Linked DNA regions of Homo sapiens: regions 1 and 3 are each linked to region 2. Evidence: chromatin loops called from intact Hi-C (ENCODE). Cell type or tissue: CD14-positive monocyte. All regions are shown on one strand.

Region 1 (5,000 bases), 130 kb after region 2:
ATACCACTCCCTTCTCTCTTCTTGCTAACTGCAACAGAGCCACCAAGATTGAATTCAAGAATTGGGTTCAGTGGCTCACGCCTGTAATCCCGGCACTTTGGGAGGCCAAGGCAGGCGGATCACTTGAGGTCAGGAGTTCGAGACCAGCTTGGCCAACATGGCGAAACTCTGTCTCTACTAAAAATACAAAAAAATTAGCCAGGCGCAGTGGCAGGCCCCTGTAATCCAGGCCACTTGGGAGGCTGAGGGAGGAGAATTGCTTGAACCCGGGAGGCAGAGGTTGCAGTGAGCTGCGATTGCGCCATTGCACTCCAGCCTGGGTGACAGAGCAAGACTTCATCTCAAAGAGTGAAAAAAAAAAAAAAAAGAATCAACTTCTCGGAGCCCTTTTTGACAGTATTTTGGCCTAGGTCCCTTCCTTACAGCACTTGGAATGCTTACCCAGGTATAGAACTTACCCTGTGGCACTTACCACATTGCATTCATTGGTTTATATATCAGGGACCCTCTCAGCTGTGCACACCTCCAGGGAGTGGGGGCTGTAAGCTGGTTTATCCCCATTATCCCCAGCTCCTTACACTGGACCTGGTCTATAGAACTCCCCAGTGAAAGTATGTTGAATAAATGAATGAATGAGTTGGGGAGTGAATGAAGATATGCTCAGGGTCAGAGACTAAAAGGTTAAAAGGACCTGGAGGGTAATGGGGGGGGAGGTCCCAGCTCCCTCTGCTGGGCATCAAATAAAGGGTCAGAGAGCCCCCAGCCCTGCCCAAGACTAGCTGAGGTCCCTAGAACTGTGATTTAGTTCCACAACACTCAACTTGGTTTCTGTAACATTTACCTCGACCTGTAATTAGATACAATTATCTGCATGTATATTTGAATCACATCCCTGTTCCCTATTAGACTTGAAGCTCTTTGAAGCATTGATCTTCTATGTTCTTGCTCATCGCAGTATCCCCAGTGCCCAGCACAGTGCCTGGCACACAAGAGTTCTCTAGTACACACTTGAAGAATGACTATTGGAGGGAAACAGTTCCATTTCCCCAAGCGGGCCCAGGATCAGTGTGCTGAGAAAAAGCCAGAAGGCTTGAGCCACACTTGCCCTCTCAGCAATGTGCCACATTCCCGTGGCCTTGAAACCATCCAGGCCCCAGCAGCCCTACCCCAAGAACTGATCCAGGGCCCGGGCTAGGCCTGCAGCAAAACGTCCAGGAGCCCCGTGGGTGGGACCTCTTTCTCTGCCCCTTTAGCTTCCTCACCCTCTTCCCTTCCAGAGAGACCTGAATGGAGTTGGTGGATTTCTCCTAGTGCCTTGGTTTATTCCATCCCTGCTATGTGCCAAGCACTGTTCAGCATTTTCCTATTTGCTTCTATATTTTCTTCAAACTTCATACAAATAAAAAATAGCTAACATTTTTGAGCACTTACTACAATCCTGGCACATACTTTACATGTATTTACTGATTTAACAATCTCATGATATAGAAATGATAACTAGACCTTTTTATAACCGAGGGCATTGAGGCAGAGAGGTATAGAAACAAAAGAGATGGGCTTTGAACCCCGGTCTGCCCGTACATAAATAGGCAGCCCTTCCCATGGCACTACCCACATTTTCTGGGTTATAATCCAAGGTCTGGCCACTCAGGCTTAGGTCTAAGGACTGCTATCCAGGTCCCTCTCCCTCACCTGCTGTCCTGGGCACCTCTCCCTGTGCTCAGGGGCTGAGCACAGACTAAAGCACCTTTGCTCCCTAGCTGTTCCTACTCTCTGAGCTCAGGCATAGTGAGGGCAAGAAGTGGTTCCTTTGGGGCTATAACTGCCCCCATGGGGCAAGTGGAATGAGGGAATCAAGGGGGAGCAGCCCCTTCCTAAGCCTCAACAACCCCTCACTCCCACCGACTTCCTTTTAGCCCTAACTTGGGAGATCTAATTTTCTGCCCCCAGGAAGTGTGAAAGTAACCAACACTAGGCCTACTAAAATCTCATTCCCTCTCACTCCTTATCTGTCCCCAGAAGAGCCAGACAACTCCTGAGGCGCCCTCTCTCTTCTGTCTCTTCCTCTGCTTTAATCATAGCCCTCCCTCCTTGCAATCCTGCTGGGGGTTCTGAGGACTCCTCCCAGCCCTTTCCAGTGAGACACAGGTTAGTTAGGTGAAGCGGTTCCGGTAGGAAGTGCGCTGGGGGCGGGAGGCGCCTTCCAGGAAGGGGATGGCTTTTCTTCCCTCTCTGCATCCCTTCCCCTACCCGTTCTGCCATGGGAGACTCTTAGGGCGTGTGGGCTTGGAAGGTGGGGCCTAGAGGGTCAAGTGACTGAGGACGAATGACCGTGAGTGAGGGAGTAAGGGCTGTGCTGTGCTGTAGCTTGGGTCAGTGAAGTGTGCCTGTCAGCTGTTTCCGTGGGCAAGTGGCAGGAGAGGGCACGCATGCAGGCGAGGATACCTGGATACAGGAGGAGCGAGGTATGCGTGGTGGCTGCACAAGGCACAGCCGACAGAGTACCTTACTTCCCCCGGACCTCTGGGCTCAAGACATCCCTCGAGATCCTCGACCTGGGGCGCACAGTCCAAGAGTTCCCCTGATCGTGTGGTTTCCAGGGCCCCTCCCGCCTTGGCGCTAAACGACCACGATCTTGCCCTCCCTGCGGACCCAGTAGAGGGCGATGTCACACCTATGCGAGTGGAGCCCCCACCCCAGCATCTCCGCGCCCTCCACCCAGACTCCCGCTATAAAGGTCAGGGCGATGGCACAGGATGGCGAGGAAGGCTTCGCAGGACTCCCGGGCCACGGATCCCTCCCCATTCCCTAGCTTCGAGAGTAGGAAGTGGACCCTTGAGCAGGAGCTCCGCGCGCCCCCTCCGCTTTATTTGCGCCTGCAGCCGGGGAATGCTGAGCGGCTGTGCAGGAGGCCACTCGGCACCGCGTCCCCTCCCCCGGCCGCCCGCCACACCTCGCCCCGTTGACAGCTCCGGCGCCTAGTCCAAGGGCCACCTTGGGCCCCCGCATCGCCCGCCCCTGCCCCCGCACAGCCCCTCCCCCCCACTAGGGGAGGAAGGAGGCCTCGGCGGAGAGGCTGCGTCCCTTCCCCTCCCCTCCCCGCGTCCGCCCCGGGGACGCAGAGAGCTTAGCCGTGCGGGGCGCCCCTCCCCCGGGCCGGCTGCGGCGGCGCGGCTGGGCTCCGTGGGGGGAATACTAAGGAGCGGGCGCCGCCGAGCAGCCCCAGCGCGGGAGCGCGCGGTGAAGGACGGGGGCGGCCTGAGGAGCCCGCGCCGCCGCCAGCTGTGCCAGGGCCGCTGCCAGGGCCGCTCCCAGGCTCCTCCGATCGCCGTCGGCTTCCGCGGCCGGGAGTGCGCCACGCAGCAGACCCTGCAACCTTCGCCCGCGGCCTCCTCCGCGCGGCCTCCCTGGGCCTTCACCCCAGAGCCTGAAATCACGGTCGCATGCTTCCAGGCCTGCGGCTCCGCAGACCCCTAGGTGCAGCCTCTCGCTTAGATTTCCCCTGGGAAGCTCTGCGCTGCCTGGACGCGTCCAGGGAGAGGTGTGGGGCCGCGACACGTGAACCTCTCATCTACATGGCGTGGTGTCTGTCCATGCCTCTGTGCCTACCCAGGGACCCTACCCAGGGTATGCAGGTCTCTCGGAAAGCACAAAGCTTTGCTGCCCAAGGATGCCTCCCGATACTGGGAACATGACTGCACTTCCCCCCTCCCCCGCCTGTTCCTGCGTCCGAAGGGCCTCTGAGGGCCCCCCACCACGCTTTCTCCTTTGACATTTCCAGAAGCTGTTTTCCTAACCCTCTCCCCGGTTCTTGTTATTTATCCTCTGAACCTTTCAAGTATGCAGGCAGTCTCTGGGTGGGAATCACAGCCGCGGGCCTCACTTACTGGCTCAGCGACTTTGGGCAAGTTACTTAACCTCTCCTTTTCCTCTTCTGTAAAAAGCAGTTAAAAATACTTCCTTGCCTGGCTGGGTTGTTGTGAGATTAAATAAGATCCGTGTATAAATGGAGCATTTAGCCCAGCGCCTGGGCATAGGAAGCCTCAGTGAGGAGCAGCCGAACTTCCGGGCCTCAGCCTCTGAACACCAGTGGCTCTCCTTCCCTTTGTCCTTGGTCATGTGACCCTGGGAACTGATCAACCCCCTCTACCCTCAGCTCCCTTAAAGACAAAGGCTGGGAACCGACTCAGTAAAACACCATCCAGACACAAGAGCCTGCCCCCACCCCAGGAAGGTCTCTGCCTTAGAAGGAAGGAGCTCTGGGGTAGTTAGCTCTCCGTTGCCACTGACCCACTTCCAAGAAGTGCGTTAGGTGTTCAAAGCAGTGAGGGCCAAGCACAAAGGGGAAACTGAGCCTGGATGGGCCCAGATCTGGTTTCCCAATGCCTCCAGGGAGTTGCGAAGGGTTGGCAGCCAGGGACTGTGAACTCTGAATCAGGGAATCTTGCTTTGGGAGGAGGAATAAGAAGGGGCAAGAGAATCATCTTATTGCCTTTATTCTGCTGTCGGCCCAGCTGGCCCCATTGTAGGGCACAGGGCCAAGCTTTTACACGCTCACCCATGCTCTCTGTGCAGGCCAGTGCGTGCACACACACACGCGCGCGCGCGCGCACACACACACACACACACACACACTCACACATCCCATCTCTGGCTCTGAGAGTCAGTCTCTGGGGGGCAAAGGGCAACTCCTCAGCCTGCCCCTGCCTGCCCTTTTATGACAGCACCAAGGGCGGGGGTGGGGACAGGGCCCTCAGCCCCCAGAACAAATCCCTGTGCAAACTGGAGGTGCAAGCTGGCTTCAGGATGGTGGTGTCACATTTCCCCATTCCTGGAGTCCCCTCCTCCAGTTCCTGAGGGAGGGACTGCTCTCCGCCTACCTGGGGGGCCAGACCCCTGCCAGGGCTGGGCCCTGTGGAACCCCGGCTTACCCCAGCCTGACCCTGCCAGGACCTCCAGCACTGAAGAACAGACAAGTGTGAGGTTGTGGGGATCCCCTG
Region 2 (5,000 bases):
ACTGCCCACCAGTGTGTGAAGGCTGGATGCAGCAACAAGGCAGTGGTCCTCAAGAATCGCTGGTCCAGCCACTCACCTTCCAGCAGGTAAGTTAACAGACCTGTTGGGCCAGAAGGTGGTTGGAGGGCAGCATCGTTGATGAAGAGGCCAGGGCACGAAGGTTATCTGCAAAACTTGTTCCTGGCCCAGAACCTCCTTTCACTGCTTCTGCTACAACCTCCTTGGCCATCTTAGTGTTACTGCCGAGTTTGTTAAAAGAAAGGAGCTGCCGGGCTTGGTGGCTCATGCTTCTAATCCCAGCACTTTGGGAGGCTGAGATAGGCAGATCACCTGAGGTCACGAGTTTAAGACCAGCCTGACCAATATGGCGAAACCTCGTCTCTACTAAAAATACAAAAATTAGTTGGGCATGGTGGCACACGCCTGTAGTCCCAGCTACTTGGGAGGCTGAGGCAGGAGAATCACTTGAACCCAGGAGGTGGAGGTTGCAGTGAGCTGAGATGGTGCCATTGCACTCCAGTCTGGGCGACAAGAGTGAAACTCCATCTCCAAACATAATAAAATAAAATAAAGGAGCAGCTACAAGGTGGGTGTCTCTCAGGCAGCCCCCTCCAAAAGTGCCAGGGCAAAGAGGTGAGCTCTGAGACCCAGGCAGCCCCCAGGCCCTTTATGTCTCTGGAGAGTTTATTGCAACAGCCTCCTAACTGGCCTCTTGCCCTCAATCCCCGCCCTGCCCAAACTATCTTCCAGGCCCCTGCCTCCCATCTTGAAATACAGCTATCGATTTTATTCCTGGGATCAAAACAGTTTGTGTAAAATCAGCGCTTCTCAATCTTTACCACTGAAGCGCACCAACAGTAGACAAAAGAAATGCCTTATGCTCCCCCAGGGTGCTGCAGAGCCTGAAGCTCCTGCCAGCACACCCAAACTCTCTTTGAAGTCTCCTGTTTTCTCTTAAAAATTCATGAGAATTTTGCATTCTACTCCATGATATATCTGAATTTCTTTTAATATGAAGATGTTTAAAATTATTCACCTCAAGGAAAACTGATGTTCCCGAAAGAAATACTGTATTTATCTGGAGGCTTCAAGTATCCTCCTTGGAGAATTATCTACAGGATAAAGTCCAAACTCCTGACAAGCAAGGCTCTTTAAAATTTGGCCTTCACAAACCTTTCTGCTTTTCTCCTCCTCCACCTCTGCACACACTCCAGTGTCTGGGCCACCTGGACTCTTGTCATTTCCTGATATGCCAGCTTCTTCCCAGTCCCTGTGTGTGTTTTTGCTTCCTTTGGGACCACACTCCCTGCCTGTTGACAACCCACTATTCCTAAAGGCCTCAAGGGGGATCAAACACCACCTCTCACAGGAAACCTCTGATCGCCCAAGACAGATACGATGTGAGAGATGCCGTGAAAATAGCCTGTGTTTTGGAATCAGAAGGCTGGTGTTCATCCTGTCTCCAACTATTGACAGTGGAAACATTACCTAACTTCTCTCAGATTTCATTTGTAAAATGGGGAATAGTTATGCTTCCCTCAAAGGGCTGTTCTAGGGATTAAATAAGGTTCAAGCAATTTTGCAGTGCCCAGCGTATACTCCCTTCCACCCCTCCAAATTCCCACAACACTTTATTGATACCACTGATGTCAAGAGCAGACATTTACGTAGTCGTTCTTTTTACAACAGCTTATTTCCCCTAACTAGATCAGTGGTTCCCAATGTCCCAAAAAGCTTCTTGTATTACCCCCATGGTCCCACAGCTTGAAAGATTTTGGTTATTAAATCAAACACATTTATGAAATAATAGCCTGCTTTTCTCAGTTCTTGATCCTAGTAAGCTTTCTGAACATTGAGAGCGCTGCCAGCCTTTCCTCTCATACCTAACTCTAGGGACTTGGAGTTGGGAGCCACCCACCAAGATCATAAACGCCTTGAATCTGCAGCCCTGTCTCCACACTTCCCATAGCACCTTACTCAGCGCCTTGTGCTTAAAACACACCTAGTAACTGCTTGTGGCATAAACAAGAAGTTTCACACACATGACAGAGGGAGAAGCCCTCTCCAAATGAGCTGGTTGGTGTGCAGAAAGGGGTCATTGTTAAAGGAGGCAGAGCTGGAGGCGAGCCCTTCTCCCTCCATCCACCCGGAGCAGCACCCCCAATTACACCAGCTGGCCTCCAACTTCTGTGTGTGAGCCGATTAAAAAGCACCCTCTCTTCAGTGTCTGGAAACTCCTGCAAGGAAAGTTTGCTGCCCAAAGTTGGCTTTTGACTAGAGTCTTAATAAGAGGCCTCAGCAGGCTGTGGTTAGAGAGACAATGTCACTTAGAGGAGCAGCTTGAAGCGGCAGTTAGGAGAAGAATTATTTTAATGAATACATTTCCTTTCAATTGTATGGGAATATCAAGATCCCATTAGAATGGGGAAGCAATTAGAACTAATAAAGATGAATGCACAGTGCTCTGTGCGTGCGGAATAACAAGCAGCCCACAAAGGGGCTCCAGAGAGGCCGCTGTAATCCAAGCAAACTGGCGGCCAGCAGAGGGGAAACGGCTCTGTTCAGCCGCTCAAAGCCCCTGCGTCCTGCACATTCTGATCACGGCCTGCGAATGGCGTGAGGTGGGCCTTCGAGGTGGGGGTTGGGCCCCCCGCCCTTGCCCAGCCTCTTGGGGATTGAGATGGGCTGTTGGCAGCCCCTTGGCAACAGCCATTCAGACCAGGGCCCTGGCTCCTGGCCAGGCTCTCGCCCGCCCCTTGCACTGGGCCTCATTGTGTCCAGGTGGCAAATGCCTTCTCGCCAACTCTCCTTCGAGGTTTAGAGAGGGGGTGGGACAGTGGAAGAGGGAGAAGGGGATGAATGAGTAGGGGGCCCTCTGCCCCCTGCCATTCCCCCTCCCCCGCTGGCCAGGGTCTGCTCCTCCTCTGGGTTTGGTGTTATATTACAGACACTGGTGAGTCACTGGCAGCCAAACACAGAAGTACTGTTGCTTACACAATTACTCTTCAAAAAGTAACAAACAATTTTCATTACCCAAGTCAGATCGAATCATTCGCCTGGCCATCCTGCCTCAATCCCAGCCCCATAGACGGGACCCAAAGCCTCACACTCTGCCCATTCTGCTCTGACAAAACCAGCTTCAATTTGTCCCGGCCTAGGGATAGGGACAGAGCTCTTCCTCTGATCCCTGTTTGGAGCCAGATCAGCTGCACGGCTGTCAAGACTGTCAGGAGAAATAGGGAAGACACAAGCACCCACGCAGCCTGGAGACCATCAGATCTGGGGTGACATGTTACTGAGCACCTGTGTGAAGAAGGCATTCAAGAGTTTGGAGGACTCTATTGCCAAGTTTAGAAGGAATCCAACAAGATAACCCTGGCTCTGCACCAAAGTATTCACTGGCCTCAAATGGAGTGTCAGTACTTGACATTTCTTTATTTAATCTTTTTTGGCCAGACAGTTTTTTCAATGAGGAATGTGTAAGCTATTCCGAAATGTCTGTCTAAGAGGCCAGTCACCCTCATTACTGGGATTTTTCCACCATATCTCTTTTAGAAAAGGGTCTGTAACATTTTATATTTATTTCTTAATGGTGGAGCACTTTAAACGCATATTTACATGTATAATCTTGATTGAACTTCAAAATAACTCTGTAAGGATGGGCAAAGCAAGGGTTGTTGGGGCCTAAAGATGAGGAAAAGGTGGCTCAGAGAGGTTCAGCACCCTGTGCAAGGTCACAGAATGGGCGAGTACTGACCTGGTTCAGCACTTTGTCCCAGGAAACCTCCTCCGCGTCTCCACAGAGTGCTGGGCATTTCAGGACAGCTCAGCTGCAATTCTGCTTTTCCAGTGGAACATCCTTCTCTCTTCCACGTATGAAACTTTACGAAGCACTGTGGGCTTTTGAAGACTCTAGTCTAGGCTAAGAAGGATCCTCTCTCAAGAAGATTCCAACCCAATAGTCATTAAAGCATATGTTTCGTCATCTCCCAAACCAAAGGCATATATCTTTTGTCCCTTTTAAAAGTTTAGGTAAGGAATGTGTTAAAAGTCTGCCTGTTGCCGGAAATGGTGGCTCATGCCGGTAATCCCAGCACTTTGGGAGGCCGAGGCAGGCGGATCACGAGGTCAGGAGATCGTGACCATCCTGGCTAACACGGTGAAACCCCATCTCTACTAAAAAAAAAAATACAAAAAATTAGCTGCATGGTGGCAGACGCCTGTAGTCCCAGCTACTCGGGAGGCTGAGGCAGGAGAATGGCGTGAACGTGGGAGACGGAGCTTGCAGTGAGCCGAGATGCGCCACTGCACTCCAGCCTGGGCGACAGAGTGAGACTTCGTCTCAAAAAAAAAAAAAAAAAAAAAAAAAAATTCTGTGTGTCCGGTTACATGGTGGACATAACAAAAAAAAAAATGGGAAAAATTATTGTTTGCATTCCTTCCACTGTAACATGGTAACATCTAGCGATCGGCAAGTGGTAATGCAGAGTCCATTCACCTTTCTTACTCCTCGCCTCCTCCCATACCTAAAGGGCTGTTCATTTTTTAAAATCCTTTTTTATTTTTATAAATTTTGAGGTATGATTCATACACTATGAAATGCATACCTGGCTGGGCATGGTGGCTTACACCTGTAATCCCAGCATTTTGGGAGGCTGAGGCAGGCAGATCACTTGAGGTCAGGAGTTTGAGACCAGCTTGGCCAACATGGTGAAACCCCGTCTCTGTTAAAAATACAAAAATCAGCCAGGTGTGGTGGCAGGTGCCTGTAATCCCAGCTACTTGGAAGGCTGAGGCAAGAGAAGCACTTGAACCTGGAGGCAAGGGTTGCAGTGGCAGGGGTTGCAGTGAGCTGAGATTGTGCCATTGCACCACTCCAGCCTGGGTAACAGAGTGAGACCCTGTCGCAAAGAAAAGAAAAGAAAAGAAAAGAAATGCATAGCTATTAAGCGTACAGTTTCACAAGTTTTGACAAATGTATACCTACATCCAAATCAAGA
Region 3 (5,000 bases), 49 kb before region 2:
GCTCATAGCTGACAGTGCACAATGGGCAAAGAGTGACCAGGCTGACTTCTTCTTCTTCTTCTTTTTTTTTTGAGATGGAGTTTTGCTCTTGTCGCCCAGGCTGGAGTGCAGTGGTGTGATCTTAGCTCACTGTAACCCACGCTTCCCGAGTTCAAGCGATTCTCCTGCCTCAGCCTCCCAAATAGCTGGGATTACAGGCACCCGCCAACACGCCCAGCTAATTTTTGTATTTTTAGCACAGACGGGGATTCACCATGTTGGCCAGGCTGGTCTCGAACTCCTGATCTCAGGTGATCCTCCTCAGCCTCCCAAAGTGTTGGGCTTACAGGCGTGAAACACCGCGCCTGGCCTATGCTGTCTTCTGGAGATGGACTGAAGGCCACACCAGGCCTCGGGACACAGCCTGAGGGCTTCAACCCCTGGGAAGGGATTTCTTCAGAAAACAAAGCTGAAAGAGGCAGGTCTCCTGATTTAACGGGGCATTTGGTTCAGCCTTTGCGATGGAGGTATTCACCTGTGCTGTGAGCTCTGCATCCTCCCCTACCTAACCAGCACAATTTGTTACATGAAATCTGTATGACTTTAGGCAAGGCACCAACCACCCTGCTTTGTGCCTCAGTGTCCTCGTTTATAAAATGAGAGGTTTCCAAACTCTATTTCTCCTTGAAACAGGAGAATCTGGTGAAGCCCCCTTAGTGGAAGGGAGTTCCATCCCTGCCCCTTCCACTTGCTGACAGTCTGCATGTGGCGGGGGCACGCGTTTCTCTAATCCACAGTGTACGTGTAGTGGGTGCTGTCCCCCCCAGGAACCACCCTTGGCTGAAGGGAGCCGTCTTGCCTGGGTTTCCCCCTCCCAGAGGGCACAAGGATCCCATCGCCTCAATGGGGGCACATCTTAAAAGGGCCACCCAAGCTTCAGCACACCAGCCTCGCTGCCGTTCAGCCTTTCCTGTGCCAGCCTGCCTTCATGACTCCCCAGCGGGGCTGCTCCGTGAGTGCTCCCAGTTACCCTGCATGCCGACAGCCCATGAGTGCTCCCAGTTACCCCGCACACCCAGAGCCTGCGTTTTGAGAACCTGGCCCAAAGCAGTACTCAACCACAAAACAGGGGCAGATTCCTACCTCTCGGCTACGGTGAGGGTTAAGTGAGCACACTGCTCACATGAAATTTCCTCTCCAACGCAGCGCCTGGACTATAGTAAATGAGCCATACATACTTGTTCATTTCCTCCCTCTCTCCATTCTTTCTTCCCCCAAGTGTGTTTATAGTCTTTATTGTGAGTGTTCTCTATCCTTGGAGAGAGACATCTGGCTCTCTGTTCATTGGCAGAACTGAAGTGATTGACACACTCTAAACCTAGTAAGTGTCTCATCCCTTTCTGACATACAATTGTTTATGTAGCTGTGCTCACTCCTCATACCAACACACACACACGCACACACACACACACGTACAGACACACACACGCACACACATGCCCACAAGTGGTATTGCCGAATCCTGCAGTCTTTGTAGTTTCACAAACATCCAAATCTTGACACCACTGCCACAACACACAGAGAACTGCTTGTGTGGAGACCTGTATGCCAGGTGCTGTGAGACATCCCAGGAGGGAGAAGCTCATTTTCCAATGATGGAATCAAGGAGGGCTTCATGAGAGAGGTGACATTTGTCATGGGCTTTGAAGGCTGCATAGAAATCCAGCAGGCAGAGGGGTGGGAGTGGCTTTCCAAGCCAAGGGAACTGTGGAGTTGGGAAAACACAAAGCATGTCTAGGCAAATCCTCCAGTCTAACTGAAGATAAAGCTTCAAGAGGAGGATGAGAGGGAGGAGCCAAGGGTGGGAAGGTAGTTTGTGACTTGACTGGGTGGGGCCTTGAGTGCCAAGCTGAGGCCAGAAGTAATGAGATTCTACTGACAATTTCTGAGAGGTGGAGGGAGAGCTTTTGGAAGGTCAGTCATGGAGATGATTGAATGAAAAAGATACTGAGGTCAGGCCAGACGCGGTGCCTCATGCCTGTAATCCCAGCACTTTGGGAGGCCAAGGTGGGTGGATCATATGAGGTGAGGAGTTCGAGACCAGCCTGGCCAACATGACAAAACCTTGTCTCTACTAAAAATAGAAAAGGTAACTGAGAGTGGTGGCACACACCTGTAGTCCCAGCTATTCGGGAGGCTGAGCTAGGAGAATCGCTTGAACCCAGGAGGCAGAAGTTCTAGTGAGCCGAGATCACGGTGCTGCACTCCATCCTGGGAGACAGAGCAAGACTCCATCTCAAAAAAAAAAAAAAAAAAAAAAAAAAAGGAAAGATACTGAGGTCAGAAAAACAGTGAGGAGGCCGTGGTAACAGACAGAGCTAGCAAGGACCCCCCTCCTGGAGAGGGGATTGGTAGACCAGGAGAACAGGAGGAGTCTCAGGATAAGAATGTGAGCATCCACCCCTTCCAGATCACCACTACCACGAAAACCTTCAGGGGCAGCTGTGCACATACCCCCAGCTCATCATCTGAGAACGGGTGCCAAGTGAACTCCATCTCCAGAAATTGTTTGGGGAAGTGAAAGAGGAAACCGAACTCAAAATAAGGGTGCCTGACTCACTGTCTCTCAGTGACCATGTGCAGAAAAATCCTCTGAGCCTGCCACCAGCCACCTCCTCTGTCCACACCTTACTTCACAGGAATTCAGACACCAAGAGGGAGTCCCACACACGAAACACCTGGAGACGTGAAGAAACAGACTCAGCCCTACCTCCCTCCTCCCTCGCTGCGAGGTCTTGGGCAATCACTGACATATTTCCGGGCCTCAGTTTTCTCATCTATAAAATGATAATAATAACCAGCACTACCCATTTGTGGGACTTTTATGAGATCAAATAGCCCAATAAACTCGAAAATGCTTAAAGCTCTTTGGAAGAAATGCAAGTGTAATTGTTGAAGTTGTTATGTCATTGGATATTACTATCGCCACTACCGCTATAAACTTGCATATCTCTTTTCTCTGAAGAGGTCAAATGCTGTTCATGGTGTTCTTCTTTCATGAATAATTTCCAAACACCTCCTCTTGTTTACAGGTGGGCCCTACACGAGAAGGTTCCACAGATACTGCCTGCCTAAAGTGGATCTTGAGTCAGATCCTACGAAAGCCAGAAGGAGGGCATGGCTGAGAGTACCTCGGAGAGGCAGAAAAAGGGGAGCTGACTCAACACTGCTCTGTTGGGAAGGTGCGGTGTCCCGGGGAGGGAAAGGCAGGTGACTCAAGGTGAAACTTTCTGGACACAGAGGAGCTGGGATCTCTCATCCAATTCATGCAAATCCTTGGCTGCCTCAACCCAGATCCCACCCCTCCCCATACGAGGCTACCTTCTGGTCTCACTGCCTTGAAATCTAACAGTGCAGCCAACGTGACTCACCAACCATGTGGCTTGCAAACATCACTAAGCTTGTCTCATTTTCCTCATCTGTAAAATGGTTTAATAATCTCTGAGCTGCCTGCCTTCCAGGGCTGATGTGGGGAGGAGGAACCCATGGGCTGAGGATGTAAGAATGCTTTGGTGACTATGAGGTGTTGTATCAAGGTAAAGGGTTGTTGAGGGAATGTTTTAAGATGATTTCTGGGTCAGGCGCGGTGGCTCACACCTGTAATTCCAGAACTTTGGGAGGCCAAGGCAGGTAGATCACCTGAGGTCAGGGGTTCGAGACCAGCCTGGCCAACATGGTGAAACCCTGTCTCTACTAAAAATACAAAAAATTAGCCAGGCGTGGTGGCAGGCACCTATGATCCCAGCTACTCGGCAAGCTGAAGCAGGAGAATTCCTTGAACCCGAGAGGCAGAGGTTGCAGTGAGCCAAGATCGCGCCATTGCAATCCAGCCTGGGCAACAGAGTGAGACTCCGTCTCAAAAAAAAAAAAAAATGACTTCTGGCTTGAGGGTGGTGGTGGTGGTGGCGACTGGAGGCTGCTCTGGAGTGGTTAGGGGAGATGTTGGGGGAATCCCAGGAAGCCAGACCCAAAGTTCCAAAGTAGGGAGAATTCTCTTGAACATAGGTTTAAAGTATCTCTTAGTATTCTGGTACAAAGTTCCTTCTTCCCCCAAAAAGCAAATCACAAGACCAGGACAATGTGTGGGGATCACGATCTTCCGGCAGCCCACAGCTTGGCTGTTGCACTCTTCCTGAATGCCTCTGGACTTTCTAGACAGAGGCACGGAGCTGGTCTGGGACAGTCCCTCCAACCAGACTCTGATCACACCCCCAAACTCAAGCCCACCAGGCTGACTGATGTTGACTTCTACCAGTTGAAGGCCATCCTTAGCCACACTTTCCCTCCTTGGTGTAGTGGCCATAGACTCCGGAACTAGACTGTCTGGGTTCAAACCCCAGGTTTACTAATAGCCAGCCATGTGTGCTCTTGGGCAGGTTATTAACCCTTCTGGGCCTTCACTTCCCCATCTGTATTTGTGGCTAATAGGGCCCATCTCATAGCCTTGTTTTAAGAGTTAAATGTATTAACAAAGTGTTTAGCACAGTGCTTGCCACTAAATAAGCACTATTTCTGTACTGGCTCCTTCTGCCAAGATTGAGCTGAAGGTCTGTTTTTTGTTTTTGTTTTTGTTTTTGTTTTTGTTTGAGATGGAGTCTCGCTTTGTCACCAGGCTGGAGTGCAGTGACGTGATCTCGACTCACTGCAACCTCCACCTCCTGGGTTCAAGCGATTCCCCTGCCTCAGCCTCCTGAGTAGCTGGGACTACAGGCACGCATCACCACGCCCAGCTAATTTTTTTGTATTTCAGTAGAGACAGAGTTTCACCATGTTGTCCAGGATGGTCTTGATCTCTTGACCTCATGATCCACCTGCCTTGGCCTCCCAAAGCGCTGGGATTACAGGCATGAGCCACCACACCTGGCCTTAAGGTCTGTTTTTGAGAGGCCTCTGTGACTGCTTTCTGCTGTATTGCCTTCCTCCACAGTTGCCTTTTTTCCTTGTCATGTTGGTGCTTCCTG

What was found. Peaks named below come from ENCODE experiments on the same cell type or tissue, not always from the same donor. Only the 100,000 strongest peaks of a DNase experiment are listed, where the experiment ranks them.
Region 1: it touches region 2 in a loop (2.0-fold over the local background); 25 of 110 quality-filtered maps call a loop at or near these places.
Region 3: it touches region 2 in a loop (1.9-fold over the local background); 48 of 110 quality-filtered maps call a loop at or near these places.

What each region holds. Positions count from the first base shown.
Region 1 is chr3:184,581,889-184,586,888 of GRCh38, reverse strand. EPHB3 (EPH receptor B3) reads right to left here. Exons shown (of 16, transcript NM_004443.4): 16 at 4,481-5,000. Among named protein-coding and RNA genes, the nearest start is that of EPHB3, 23 kb to the right of the region's middle. RefSeq lists enhancers at 2,523-3,038, 3,039-3,554, 3,555-4,071, 4,091-4,657. In CD14-positive monocyte, a CTCF peak has its summit at 2,729; no DNase peak of the experiment used is centred here; H3K4me3 peaks cover 2,148 bases; H3K27ac peaks cover 230 bases; H3K27me3 peaks cover 1,132 bases.
Region 2 is chr3:184,714,932-184,719,931 of GRCh38, reverse strand. It overlaps LOC107986163 (a long non-coding RNA gene), which reads right to left. Exons shown (of 5, transcript NR_160768.1): 2 at 3,758-4,901. Among named protein-coding and RNA genes, the nearest start is that of MAGEF1, 5.4 kb to the right of the region's middle. In CD14-positive monocyte, no CTCF peak of the experiment used is centred here; a DNase peak (open chromatin) is centred at 2,961; H3K4me3 peaks cover 595 bases; H3K27ac peaks cover 890 bases.
Region 3 is chr3:184,763,541-184,768,540 of GRCh38, reverse strand. It overlaps LINC02069 (long intergenic non-protein coding RNA 2069), which reads left to right. Exons shown (of 3, transcript NR_110043.1): 2 at 3,072-3,221. Among named protein-coding and RNA genes, the nearest start is that of LINC02069, 7.1 kb to the left of the region's middle. In CD14-positive monocyte, no CTCF peak of the experiment used is centred here; DNase peaks (open chromatin) are centred at 10 and 2,560; H3K4me3 peaks cover 1,118 bases; H3K27ac peaks cover 758 bases.